Linked DNA regions of Homo sapiens: region 2 is linked to region 1. The links are chromatin contacts, found by Hi-C in ENCODE. All regions are on one chromosome and are shown on one strand. The core of a region is the stretch at or near the end of the contact, and the rest is flanking DNA. Distances in the headings are between cores, read along the strand shown. Region 1 has its middle 7.7 kb from the start of MIR548G. Region 2 has its middle 26 kb from the start of MIR548G.

What was found. A loop is a pair of places that touch in the nucleus more often than their neighbours do.
Region 2: a map of PC-3 shows a loop between it and region 1 (4-fold over the local background). The contact joins two enhancer-like sites. A Hi-C loop is called at or near these places in 2 of 168 maps with a recorded cell type or tissue (PC-3 and cardiac septum).

Annotation. Positions count from the first base shown.
Region 1 is chr4:147,333,795-147,340,231 of GRCh38, forward strand. No RefSeq gene overlaps it. Among named protein-coding and RNA genes, the nearest start is that of MIR548G, 7.7 kb to the right of the region's middle. Within about 2 kb of position 2,662, at least 2 of the 41 ENCODE cell types and tissues checked have a DNase peak (open chromatin) inside an H3K27ac peak, as active enhancers do.
Region 2 is chr4:147,367,762-147,374,198 of GRCh38, forward strand. No RefSeq gene overlaps it. Among named protein-coding and RNA genes, the nearest start is that of MIR548G, 26 kb to the left of the region's middle. Within about 2 kb of position 4,095, at least 2 of the 41 ENCODE cell types and tissues checked have a DNase peak (open chromatin) inside an H3K27ac peak, as active enhancers do.

The DNA of each region.
Region 1 (6,437 bases), core at 1,412-3,911:
TCATAAGGAAAAGGAAATACAATCGGCTTCCAGTCCCAGTATATCCATAAGAAAATTTTCATAATTGCTCATATTATGAAATTGCTGGGTCTGCAATGCATTCATTTATATTATTTGTAGAAGTTGCATAAACAAAATTTTTTAACTATTTTCCTTTCTTTTAAGTAGCACTGGAGTTGGGGGAATATACAGAGGATTCATCCCTCACTAACTGGGCCATCTTAGCTGAATTATATGTTTACATTTTTCATAACTACCCTAAAAGATATATGGAAGACATAAAATCATATTGCTAAGAAAAATTCCCAATAGTAGTTTAAAATGTATCAATGACAATAGAAAGGGATATCTGTGTTGATGACTTAGAGAACTACCATAGCTAAATTAACATAGGCCTTGAAGTGTTAAGACATAGAATAGTGATTTTGCAAAGGTTTACAATTAAAAATGACTTTTGACCAAATTTTTTAAATAGGCAGAAAAATAAACTATATAAATCCAATTGTAATATATCTGAGTGTACACATCCTAAGAAAATGCAAATTGCCATCAGAGAAGTTAAAACAAATCAAAGAACATTATTTTGATGATGAAGTCTATTAGATACTGGGCTGATTACTCAGTTCCTTAATTCCCTTTTCTTCTAAGTATTTAAAATATGGCAGAGAACTTCCTCTCTTAAAAAAAAAATTCAGGAGGAGTTCTGTGAAAGAGAAAGATGGCCTGTAGTCTAGACGGTCTCTTAGGAGCTCTTCTTGTATATTAATCCTGAATTTCACTCATGACTCATCTCCTTAGAGGTAATCTAAACAGATTAAGAAGCTTCTTTTTTTTCTTCTTCCTTTTGGCTTTGGGAGCTAGTATAAAATTAATATTTCCTGTTCCCTCCCAAGAACCCTGGAACCTTTGCAAACAGTTGTTAAACATCTATAATTCCTTCCCACATTCACTCAACATTTACCACCACTCCCAAGATAAGCAACCCCCACTTTAAGGTATTATAGTGTCAAACACTGCAATAAAGGAAAGAGTGACTTAGAGCAGCTGGTAAACATAGGCTTCTGATTCAAGAGAATACAGCAAAAAGAAGGGATGATTTTTGTTTTAGACAAGAATTCAGAGAGTTTCAAAATTCTATTACTACTTCAAAACCTCATTCTATTAGATGATATACAACTTAATTTATAACTTAGTTTCACTTTTCCTTCAGGCCAAACTATATGTAAAACAATAACAAGGCCCACTAAATTTTATTTTTTGTATTGTACATTCATTTTGTTGTGGAACTCTGGTTTGTTGGAGTCAACTGCAGCAATGTTTCATAATTTACTCTGGTAAATTTCTGCTGGTTTTTGCAAAGAGAAACTTGAAGAATTTTAGCAAAGATTGATGTGCTGCACAAAATACCTTCACAAATCAAATTCAGAATGCTGAGAGACAACATCAAAGGAAAAATTGTTTCTACCATCTTTCAGAAAGAAATCTTTGCAACCATGTCTAACCAAGGGTTTATATAATATAGCATTCTTAATGGGATTTGGTTTTGTCAGGAAATACATTAAATTGAGTAACACTCAAAGGAGAGACAAAAAAACCCACAAGACTGTCTTTGGATTTCAGTCTTAAAGTCATTCTTTACCAAATAGCGGTAACAACCCCATTAACCCAGTTCACATCTCCACACTGTTAGTTGATTCACTTGATTTCATACACTGTTGGTATACATTTTAAGTAAAAGCTCTTTTAAGTTTTAAAGATCTCTATCCCCATAGTCAATGATGCAAAGGTTCAGGCCCCAGACACTAAATTGTAGTGCTTGGAAAACAATAAAAAGACAAATTTTACAGTGTTTCCCAATTAATCAAAGGAATACTTGATCTAGGATTGAACCATAGCCCCTGTAGTCATAGATGACTTCCTTAGATAATATAATCTACTAACCAGTAAGAATTTACCATGTTGTAATTTTGTGATTATTTTTGCTTTTATTTGTTATATGGGTTTTTAGAAATTAGGAATCTACTACAGGCACCATTAAAAAAAACATCGTTGTCTCACCCAATGACTCTAGAAATCCTTGAGAAAGTATGGTGGGGAGTTCATCACCAAATGGATTTTAATACCTGGGCGCATGTTTCTCAAACCGGTGTGCATTGGAATCACAGTGGTTGAGTTGAAGCACCTACAATCTAGTGAGTTCAACAGGTGATATAGATGCCCATCCAAGTTTTAGAACCACTGATCTAGATTGCACATCCAAAATCCCTTCCATTTTGTCCCAGAAATTAATTTTTACTGTATCTTGCCTTATCAAATCTGATTGAAATGTAGTTTTTCCTTAATTTCTAAGACTGCCAATAGCCTTTGTCAATTCTGTATATAATTATTCTCTGGTCTTATTAATAACAACTCACTATGCCTGGCTAAGTCTCCCCTGATCCTACGGAGAGAAAAGAAGAGAGAGGTCAGTTCCACCAAAGGGAACACCTGTGGCTGAGTGAGAAGTGAGTTCAATTAGCCTAGTTCAGTGCATCCCAATTTCCTTAGAGAAAAAGAACATTTCCAGCCTTGAAGTAAACTGCTATAACAGCTGAATCTAGATTAAATACGTGACACTGCTTCCCCTTTTTGAAGCTCCTAGTTGTTCAGAAAACACCATGAGCAATCTGTTCACAATTTCCTGTAGCCAGACCAACACTAATTCCCAATGATGTCAGTCACTTCTTCTTAATGAGATTTTGCACAGCCCTTTGCCATCGTACAATTTGTTCTTAAAGAGAACATGCTAAGATATAGTTTGTTCTTGCTGCATTTCATTGACCTGGAGAAGTGCCTGGAACATAGTAGGCACTCAATAATAAATATTTGTTGAATGAATGAATGTTTTCTTGCACTTCATGTGATCTTTATAATTATTAAGACATAATAAACTTAGTTAACAGTTACTCTGTAAAATATCAAGAGTTATCTTTCTAATTATTGACCAGAGTTGACTTCCATTTGCAAACACATTCATCAATGAAACTTGTTTAAGGACAGCATTAATTCAGAGGTTTCTTGCCTATACCATAATACAGTTCTGATGCAATTCCAGATTTTCAGTATTAGTTTATAAATTTAGACTATTTGATGCCAGTTAATACAGGGTGGCCCTAAACTTCATCTTAATGTTTTTTGATGCATGAGCCCAGTTATAAAAGACTTTCTATCCTTAAATATACAAGCAGAATCCATGGTATAGCCATTTGAATAATTTTGCTGTGTCTAAAATGGCTAGTAGAGTTTCTAGGATGGGCACCCCTTGTTTTCTATTAACCCATCAATAGAGTTCTCTTTCTACTTATTTGGAAGCTAAAAGTACTTTCTATTTAAGTAGAACTTAGATTATAAGAATTGAAACTACAAATTTTACCTAACCATGCAGAGACAGACTCTATCCAATAGAGATGATTTCTAAAAGTTGTCAATCAAATTTTATAAACTGATTATAACAATACTATACTTAATACTGGGAAGTTCATCAGTTGATGTGATTCTATAATATTGCCTTTTTACCTTTTTGCCTTTGCCTTTGCTTTTGTCTTTGTCTTTTTGTAGGCTGCTGAAAAATATAAATCCTTTCACTAACAACAAATTTATTGTTTATCTTATTAAAATGATGTCTTGTTTTAGCAGCTCAGGGAGACCCTTTTGAATATTGTTCATATTTTAAAGGGATACATTAAGGCATTTAAGAACACAGAAAATTATCAGCCAGGTGAAACTTTGCTCAGATAAATTTTCTTTCATTCAATAAATATTTATTAAAATGTTCTCTAAGCCAAGCATTAAGCAACAGAAAACAAGATAGTCACCATGCCTGCACTCATAAAGTTTACACTCAGGACTGAAACATAAACATTAAGAAAATGCAAGTGCAACAGGTATCAAGAAAAGAGGCATTCAATTTGATAGAGGAATAAAGTGATATTTGCAAGGCCATCCTGGGGATGTGGTATTTAGGTTGAGACCTGAACAACGAGTGACAATTTGCCAAGCACAGTGAGAAGAAACAGCATGCTCTTGATCCAAAGGCAAGAGACTGTCATGTGAAAAGAATCGGACCAAGCCCAGGAAGATCAAGGTACAGAAGAGATGGGCAGCAATTTGGAAGAGGAGGATGGAGATATGAGCAGGTCTCAGCTTGGAGAAGCCCCTACCACCATGGAAATAAGATGTTTGAGATGTTATCCATAGAACGGTGGAAAACCATTGAAAGGGGTAAATCCAGTATCGTATTAGTGGTTTCGTGAACTTACAGTAAGCATGCAGCACTTGGTCAATTCTTAGAGCCACCTGTCTCAGCCTAAGTTAACACCCAAGAAGCAGAACCAGAGACATGCAGGGCTGGCATGCAGGTAGTTTGTTTTAGCCTGTAAACCCAAAGAACAAGAGAAGGGGCTGGGGAAGAGTGAGACAGAAAAGGAGGGAAAGTCGATTCGGAGGGGCACTATTGAGCAGATCGCTGTGAGCAGCAGGTCTCCAGCCTATTAGGGACACTCCAAGGAGCCACATAGAAGGTGCCTTAGAATCATCCAGGCAAGGGATGGAAAAGGGGAGTATTTATCCACCACCTCCCATTCCCAGTGGGTCCTGGTGGCAACTCCACTGCAAGTCCATGTTGGCACATGCATCCAAATGGTGAAAACGATCCATGCTGATATACCCCAAGACAGCAATAGAGAAGCCCCAGGATTGAGCAAGAGACTCCTGGTACAGCTGAAGTGAGTGTTATCAGACTAATACTACCCTGAAGCTGGATGCAAGAGCAAGGCTGAAATTAAGAGCAAGGCTGAAATTAAGATGTGAGGAAGGAGAAAGGACATATTGACATGACACCCCATTTACCATTCACTCTGGAGTAAATCTGGAATTATTCAGCCACTAATGCAAAACCCAGGTAAAGCATTTGGAGTGCAGGTGCTGGAGAGAAGAGCTGGTCCTCTGGTGTCAAGTGCCATCCACAATTAATGCTTTTGTCTTTCTGAATAACACTTATCATGTGCTGGATTCTGTGCAAAGCCCTTACATTGCCACATTTAATCCTCCTAACAATCACAGGAGGGAGTAAAATCATTATAATTATTTTGGTTATCTATTGCTGCATGGCAAATTATCCCAAACTCAACAGCTCAAAACAACAAGAAACATTTATTATTTCATCTCCTTCCTGTAGGTCAGGAATTTGGGAGGTACATAATTGGGAGGTTCTAGCTCAAGGTATCTTATGCAGTTGCAATCAAGACATCAGCCAGAGTTGCAGACATCTGAATGCATCGCTGGGGCTGGAGGTTGTGCTTCCAAGATGGCTCATTAACATGGTGCTGGTTGCTGGCAGGAAACCTTAGTACCTCCCGTATGGGCCATTCCTCATGCTGCTTGTCTATCCTTACTGCTTACCAGTGGCTGCTGGTTTCTCCCACACTGAGCAATTGAAGAGAAAGGGCAAGGCAAAAGCCACATGGTTTGGATTATCTAACCTCATATATCACACACCCTCGTTTTTACAATAACCCATGGGTTACGTAAGTCAGGCCTAATGAATATGAGAGGAGACTACACACAGGCCTATAGACCAGGAGGTAGGATCAAAGGCCATCTTGGAAGCTGGCCACCACAATCATCATTTAACAATTGAGGTTAGTGGGGCCCAGGGAAGCAAAGCAAGTTCCCCAAGCTTATACAGTAAGATGTAGACTTAAGATTTGAACCTGGGGCCAGGCACGTTGCCTCACGCCCATAATCCCAACACTTTGGGAGACCGAGGTGGGCAGATCACAAGGTCAAGAGATCGAGCCTATCGTGGCCAACATGGTGAAACCCCATCTCTACTAAAAATACAAAAATTAGCTGGGTGTGGTGGCGTGCACCTGTAGTCCCAGCTACTCAGGAGGCTGAGGCAGGAGAACCGCTTGAACCCAGGAGGCAGAGGTTGCAGTGAGCCGAGATCGCGCCACTGCACTCCAGCCAGGTGACAGAGTGAGACTCCGTCTCAAAAAAAAAAAGATTTGAACCTGGCTCTCTCTAAGTTCTATGCTTTATTACTGTACTATACTGTCTCTAAATAACCTAATCCTGAAAACCAAAGATATTTATCCACACAGGGAAACATTTAATCCAAAATAATATCAAAAAGAAAAAAAAACAGTGGAGCCTACCAGTAGACTTAATTTGACACAAATTTCTGACTCTAGCTTTCTTTGTCCACAAACTAAGTTGTCAGATTTATAAACACAGGCATACTTGGGCCAGAATTAATCAAATGTTACACGGTATAGTGCTTTTTCTAAAGGCACAATCTGAGAAAGTTTAATTTAGTAAAATAAACTTACTTCAAAGCAGCCCAGATGGTTTCAATACTACCTTTTAAAAGGGGAGGAGGGAAATTTAGGGTATGA
Region 2 (6,437 bases), core at 2,845-5,344, 35 kb after region 1:
CAAATGCTACACACAGTGACATAAGCCTGCAGCCTGACTTTGCACCTCGGTATCTGCACCCCCTGCAATTCAGTTAAACAGTTTTGTTGTTCACATATCTCTTGGACACCCTAATATGTAGAAATGTAGCACTCACTCAAAAGGCTTTGAGATTTTCTGTACCCCAGATTATCTGGAGAGATGTCAATTTTACAGTGGTATTTTCCAGTCTTCAGAGAAGTCTGGCAGTCCCCATTGCTGCCAATAATAACAATAGCTAACATACTCTGCCTGGCATGTGCAGTCTCTTTTGATCCTTCAACAGCCCTGGGAGGTAGATGCAGTCATCTGGCCCACTTACAAATGGGAAAACCAAGGAAGAGAGAAGTTAAGTAAATAGTCATGGATCACAGAGGTAGAAAGTAAATGAATGAATGAACATTTCTCTCTTCCTTCTCAACCCAGAGTCCAGTGTCTGCCAGCAGTTCTTGCCTAATTCTTCCCTTCTGCATCAGGTGTTCTCCTGGATAAGGAAATGAAGTCCTCAGACTATATTTGTTTCTTTCTATGAAGCAATCTGGATTAGTCTCTCAACCTGGACACTTGTCATATCATCTTGTCCTCTTGCAGTTTTTGGCCTCTTTCAGTTTGAAAAAGCCCTTGACCTCACCTCACACTCCACCATTATTATTCTGTTTTCTTCTCAGAATTTTCACTAGTTTATCTTCAGGGTTTTTTTCTTCCACTACATCTCATCATTTTCAAATGTCAGATTAACTTGTCACCTTGCATGCCCTTCTGGAGACCTTAAAATCATTGTTCATCAAGACCATGCCGGAATCAACAACCCAATCCAGACAAAAACTAAGAATTAAAATATCATTACTGGAATGGGAAAGGAAAATAAGACTCTTCCCCAGCTGCATATACATCTGTGTATTTCTTTGGATGTTGACTTTGAAATGCTAAAACACTCCCACGTGAAAAAAGATCCATCATTTTGTTGTTTATGCATCTGAGTACACAAACGTATGCTTGCAAATGTCTGGAGAACCTGGTTTACAATAGCAAGCTAATTCAACCAACGTGCTGAGAGGCCATTTATTAATTTTACAGAAATTTACAAAAGCATGTATATTACACTTACACATGAATAAATTATGATAATTTTAATGGAATCATTCATCTAAGTAAGTTTGATCCAAATAATCCTTATTCTCCTATATAGGTACAGAATATTTTTTAATGTGCACTTAAATATTTTTGTAGAAAAAGGGAACTGAAGAACATTAAGCTCTGTTTATATTTCTCTAAATTATCTTCCAAATTCTGTCACTGTACATGCATAAGTACATTTTTATGTTATTGTATCATGCAAGGGTTCTGTTTTGTATTCTGCTTTGTCTTCATTTTATTTAATAATCCTTTGTACTTAAATAGGCCCCATGCTTGACTGGTTTGTGTCATAGAATAGTTATGTGGTGCTCCTTCATGATGCTATTGCTGTTTGCATTTTGTTTTTGCATTCAGAGTTGTATTCTATCTTCTACTATTTTAAACTGAGTTATTTTTAATATCTTCATATAATTTACATTTTTCTATTTAGGGATACCTTCAGAGAGCACAGCTTCAACTAAATGTTAGATTCTTCTAAACTTGTGTTTAAGCAAATTTTAATTGAGAGCTTGACTAAAACACACACACACACACACACACAAGCTGTGGCAAATGAAGAAAACTAAATAAACTCTAACTTTACCCCCCATTCCCTCTAGCACTCCTTAGAGCCTGGTCAGAACATCACTGCCATGGGTAGAGTAACAGAACTGAGACCACATCAAAATGGAGGAACAGTAGTAAATATTGCATGTGTGCTTAAATTTTGCCACCCTACTCTCCAAAGGACTATAGCAATTTACAGTGCCGGCCACTCTGTATAATTGTGCCTTCACCAAAGCCCACTGCCATTGTGTTTTACTAAAATTGCACAGTGATGATATTTAAACAGGCATAAAATGTTGCCAAAATGCTGTTTCAATATACAAACCCTCATTTTGAGCAAAGCCATGCATTTTGTCACATGCTGATGTTTTCTCTCAATTTTCTTGTGAGTACACATACTGTCTCATCTCAACATTGAAATGGCTCTTAGTATTGGAATGACACACTTACATAAACATTTATGTAACATGTCTATAATTTTTTTTATTATTTTGCATTGCATTCTTCTTATACATAGCATATATTTTTATTTTTAGAGACAGAGTCTCACTCTGTTGCCCAGGCTGAAGCGTGGTGGTGCCATCATAGCTCACTGCAGCCTCAAACTCCTGCACTCAAGCAATACTCCTGCCTTAGCCTCCTGAGTACCTAGGACTACAGATGGCATGCACCACCACACCCCGGCTAATATTTTATTTTTTGTAAAGACGGGGTCTCACTATGTTGCTCAGGCTGGCCTCAAATTCCTGGCCTCAAGTGATCTCCCCACCTTAGCCTCCCAAAGTACTGGGATTATAGGTATGAGCCACTGCACCCAGCCAGCGTATGTATTTTGGGAACAAATTTTATCCATTGTTTTGTCATTCTGTTGTTTTCTTTAAAATTTTGTCCTATTATTTGTTACACAGAACTTTTTCAGCTTTATGTATTTAAAGCTGAGGCCCAGACCCAAGGATGCAGGCAGAGCCTAGGAGAGTGGATCACAGCCCGCAGGGACAGTTCTCTGGCAGGATCCCTGGGCCAGGCAGAAGAGACCAGACAGAGAGCTCCACACACAGCCCCTGACATGGAGTCTGAGAGATACTTTGCTCCTAGTGAGACGGTTTGAGCCAGAGAAGCCAATAAGGGTGCAAAACCGGAAGGGCTAGAGGCCACCAGAGGCCAGAGAGCTCTTGAAAACTCAGAGGTGGATCAAATTGAGACTAGTCTGGGCCAGTTTGAGATGAATTAGTCACTAGTTCTTACCTCTGTGTGGGCTATTATGTGTTTTCTTAAGAAAAAAAAAAAAAGCTTAGAATAGGGCAGAAAAAAAGGGAGAAACCTCTGAGAACCTTCTACCTTATCTGTGATGATATCCTGTTTCTTCAGTGGTTGGGAATTTATTTTCCAATTGCAAATGTCTTATCTTGTTCCAAAAAGTAGTAGAAAGAGCTTACAGAGGATTCACACAATATAATATACACACAATAATATCAAAGTAGAATTAGGAAATTAGGTCAAGGGAAAATATAAACAGAAGTAGAATGTCAAGTTCAGGCAAAAGAAGAGGACAGATACACAGTCATGTGTAGCTTAACAACACAGATATGTTTTGAGAAATGCACTGTTAGGAGATTTCACCCTTGTGCAAACATCACAGAGTGTACTTAAACCAAGGTGATATCGCCTGCCACACCCCTAGGCCGTATGGTGTAGCCTATTGCTCCTAAGCTACACACCTGTACAGCATGTTACTGTACTGAATATTGTAGACAACTATAATACAATGGTAAGTATTTGTGTATATAAACATAACTAAACAGAGAAAAGGTACAGTAAAAATACAGTCTAAGAATCTTACAGGACCACCGTTGTATATGCAGTCCATCATTGACCAAAACGTCATTTTGGGGTGCATGACTGTTTATGCTTAAAGCGAGTCAGGGTAAGTGTCCTTCTTGGTTTTTAGGCTTTTCTTTTTGATAAATCTGGAATTCTTTATTGTTATATGTGGTATATTTGTTACTAATTCAGTCCTTCTTTGTACCGATTGACAGTTGTTCCTGAAATATTTAGTTTGTCCCTGCAATGTCCCTGCCATTCTCTATTGTTATGGTGTTTCTGATCTGTCAACTTCCATTATCTTAAAATGGTTTGTAAATACTTCTGAAAGCTCATTGTAATTGCATTTTCTCTTTTTAATCCCATAACATCATTTTTTATAATCCACTTTGTTTTTAGAACAGTTTTAGATTTACAGAAAAATTAGGGAGATATATAGAGACATACTCTGAAAATTGTTTCCTCTGCTATTAAACTATTACATTAGTATGGCACATTTGCCACATTAATGAATCACTGTTGATTCACTATGATTAACCAAAGTCCATACTTTCTTCAGATCTCCTTTGTTTTCCCCTAACTGCTTCTTCCTGTTCTGGATCCCATCCAGTACATCACACTACATTGAATCATCATGTCCCTTTAGGCTCCTCTTGACCATGACAGTTTCTCAGACTTACCTTGTTTTTTATGACATTAATACTTTTGAAAAGTATTGGTCAGGTATTCTGTAGAATGTGCTTCCTATGTACTGAATTGTGTCCTTCCAAAATTTCTACGTTGAAGGCCTATCCCCCAGTGTGACTTATTTGGAGATACGTCCAGTAAGGAGACGATAAAGGTTAAATGAGAGCCTAAGGGTAGGGTCCTAATCCTGTAGTGTTGGTGCCCTAGCTCTCTCCACCACAGTGAGAAAACTACCTGCAAGCAAGGAAGAAAGCCCTCGCCAGAAGCCAACCATCACTCAATTCATCACTCAATTGGGATTTCTCTAATGTTTGTTTTCTTATGATTAGACTGGGATTTTAAGTTTTGGAGAGGAATACCACAGAGGTAAAACCCCATTTTAATCACATATTGATTGACATGACTTATTGCTATTGATGTTGACCTTGATCACCTGGATGAGGCAGTGTTTCTCAGGTTTCCTCTCAGCAAGTTTATCTGCTCCCCTCGTTCCACATTGTACCTTTTGGGAAGAAGTCACCACGCACAGCCCACACTTAAAGAGGGGAGTTCTGTTCTACCTCTTTGAGGACAGAGTAACTACATGGATTATTTGGAATTCTACTGTATAGGGGATTTGCCTCTTCTCCTGTATTTATGTATTTATTCGATTATTTATTTATGTCAGCATGAACTCATGGATATCTATTTTATCATTTGGTTTATAATTCAATACTACTTCATTTTGTTGCTCAAATCATTCCAGCTTTCACCACTGAGAGCTCTCTCAGTTGACTCCTTTGGCATACCTCAATTAACATACTGCTATCACTGTGGGTTATATTGGTCTGTTTCATCTGAGCACTTCTTTCATTTATGGCATTACTAGATACTTTAGGCTCAACTTACAGATTTCCTTCCCCAGCCCTAGAATAAACCACTTCTCTAAAGAGGCATAGTTTCTTTTATTGGAGAATGGTATTAGAAACCAAGATCTGGGCAATAGGTGTGCTCACTATTTCTGCGATGTCATTGTTTCAGGGTTCTCTCATCAGACAGAGCAAGAAAATATTTCTATGTAAACTAATCCACATATATACATAGCTATAAATATTCTTAAATGTAACCATCTGTATCAATAGGAAGCTAAACATGAGCTTTCATACTGATGTTGCCAACTCTAATCCATTACCACATGGATCATTCTAGCTTCTTCTCCTTGCTTATCAATGTACTCCTACTCCAACAGTGAGAACCTATTTCCTCCAACCATACATTTAAATAATTGACCAATTCCAGTGTACATGTATAGCAGTATCAGAATTTTTAACCAATAACCCATAAGAAATAACTTTACCACCTAGAGTATAGTACTTATGTACATTTTCTTCTGCTTTTAGTCTTACAGACTGCACTCATTTCCAAAGATACTTAGGTTGGAAACTTTTCCCCCTATCCTTTTAATGAGGTTTTATTCATACATTTGTAATACCATTAGATTGTTTTGTCACATTCTGCAATTCCATCCTGGGATTCCTCAACATCCTAAATAAATTTTTAATTTTTCTATATTAAAGTTTACTCTCTAAATTCAGTGGGTTTTGACAAATGTATAATGTCATGTATTCCCAATTACAGCATCATCCAGAATAGTTTCACTTCCATAAGAATCCCCTATGCTATTCAGCCTTCTCTGTCTTCTCCTATACCCTCAGCAACCACTGATCTTTTAACCTTCACAATAGTTTTGCATTTTCCAGTGAAAATATAATGGAAATCATATAGTATATAGGCTTTTCAACTGGCTTCTTTCACTTAGTAACATACATTTAAGATTCACTCAAGTTTTTTGTGGTTTGTTAATTTTTTTAATCACTGAATATTATTCCATTGTTTGTACATGCTACAGTTTATTTATTCATTCTCTTGTTGAAGGACATTTTTGGCAACTATGAGTAAAGCTTCTCTAAAGGTTTGCATGCAGGTTTTTGGTGGACAAAAGATTTTGAAGCAGTTGGGTAAATACCTAGGAGCATAATTGCTGGATTGCATGGTTAAGACTAAGTTTAGCTTTCTTTAAAAATACCAAAGTGTCTTCCAAAGTGGTTGTACCATTTTGCATTCCCACCAACAACGAATAAGAGTTCCTGTTGCTCTGCATCTTCATCAACAATTTGTATTGTCAGTTTGGGGAGTTTAGCCGTTCTAATAGGCATACAGTTGTATCTCATCATTGTTTTCATTTGCAA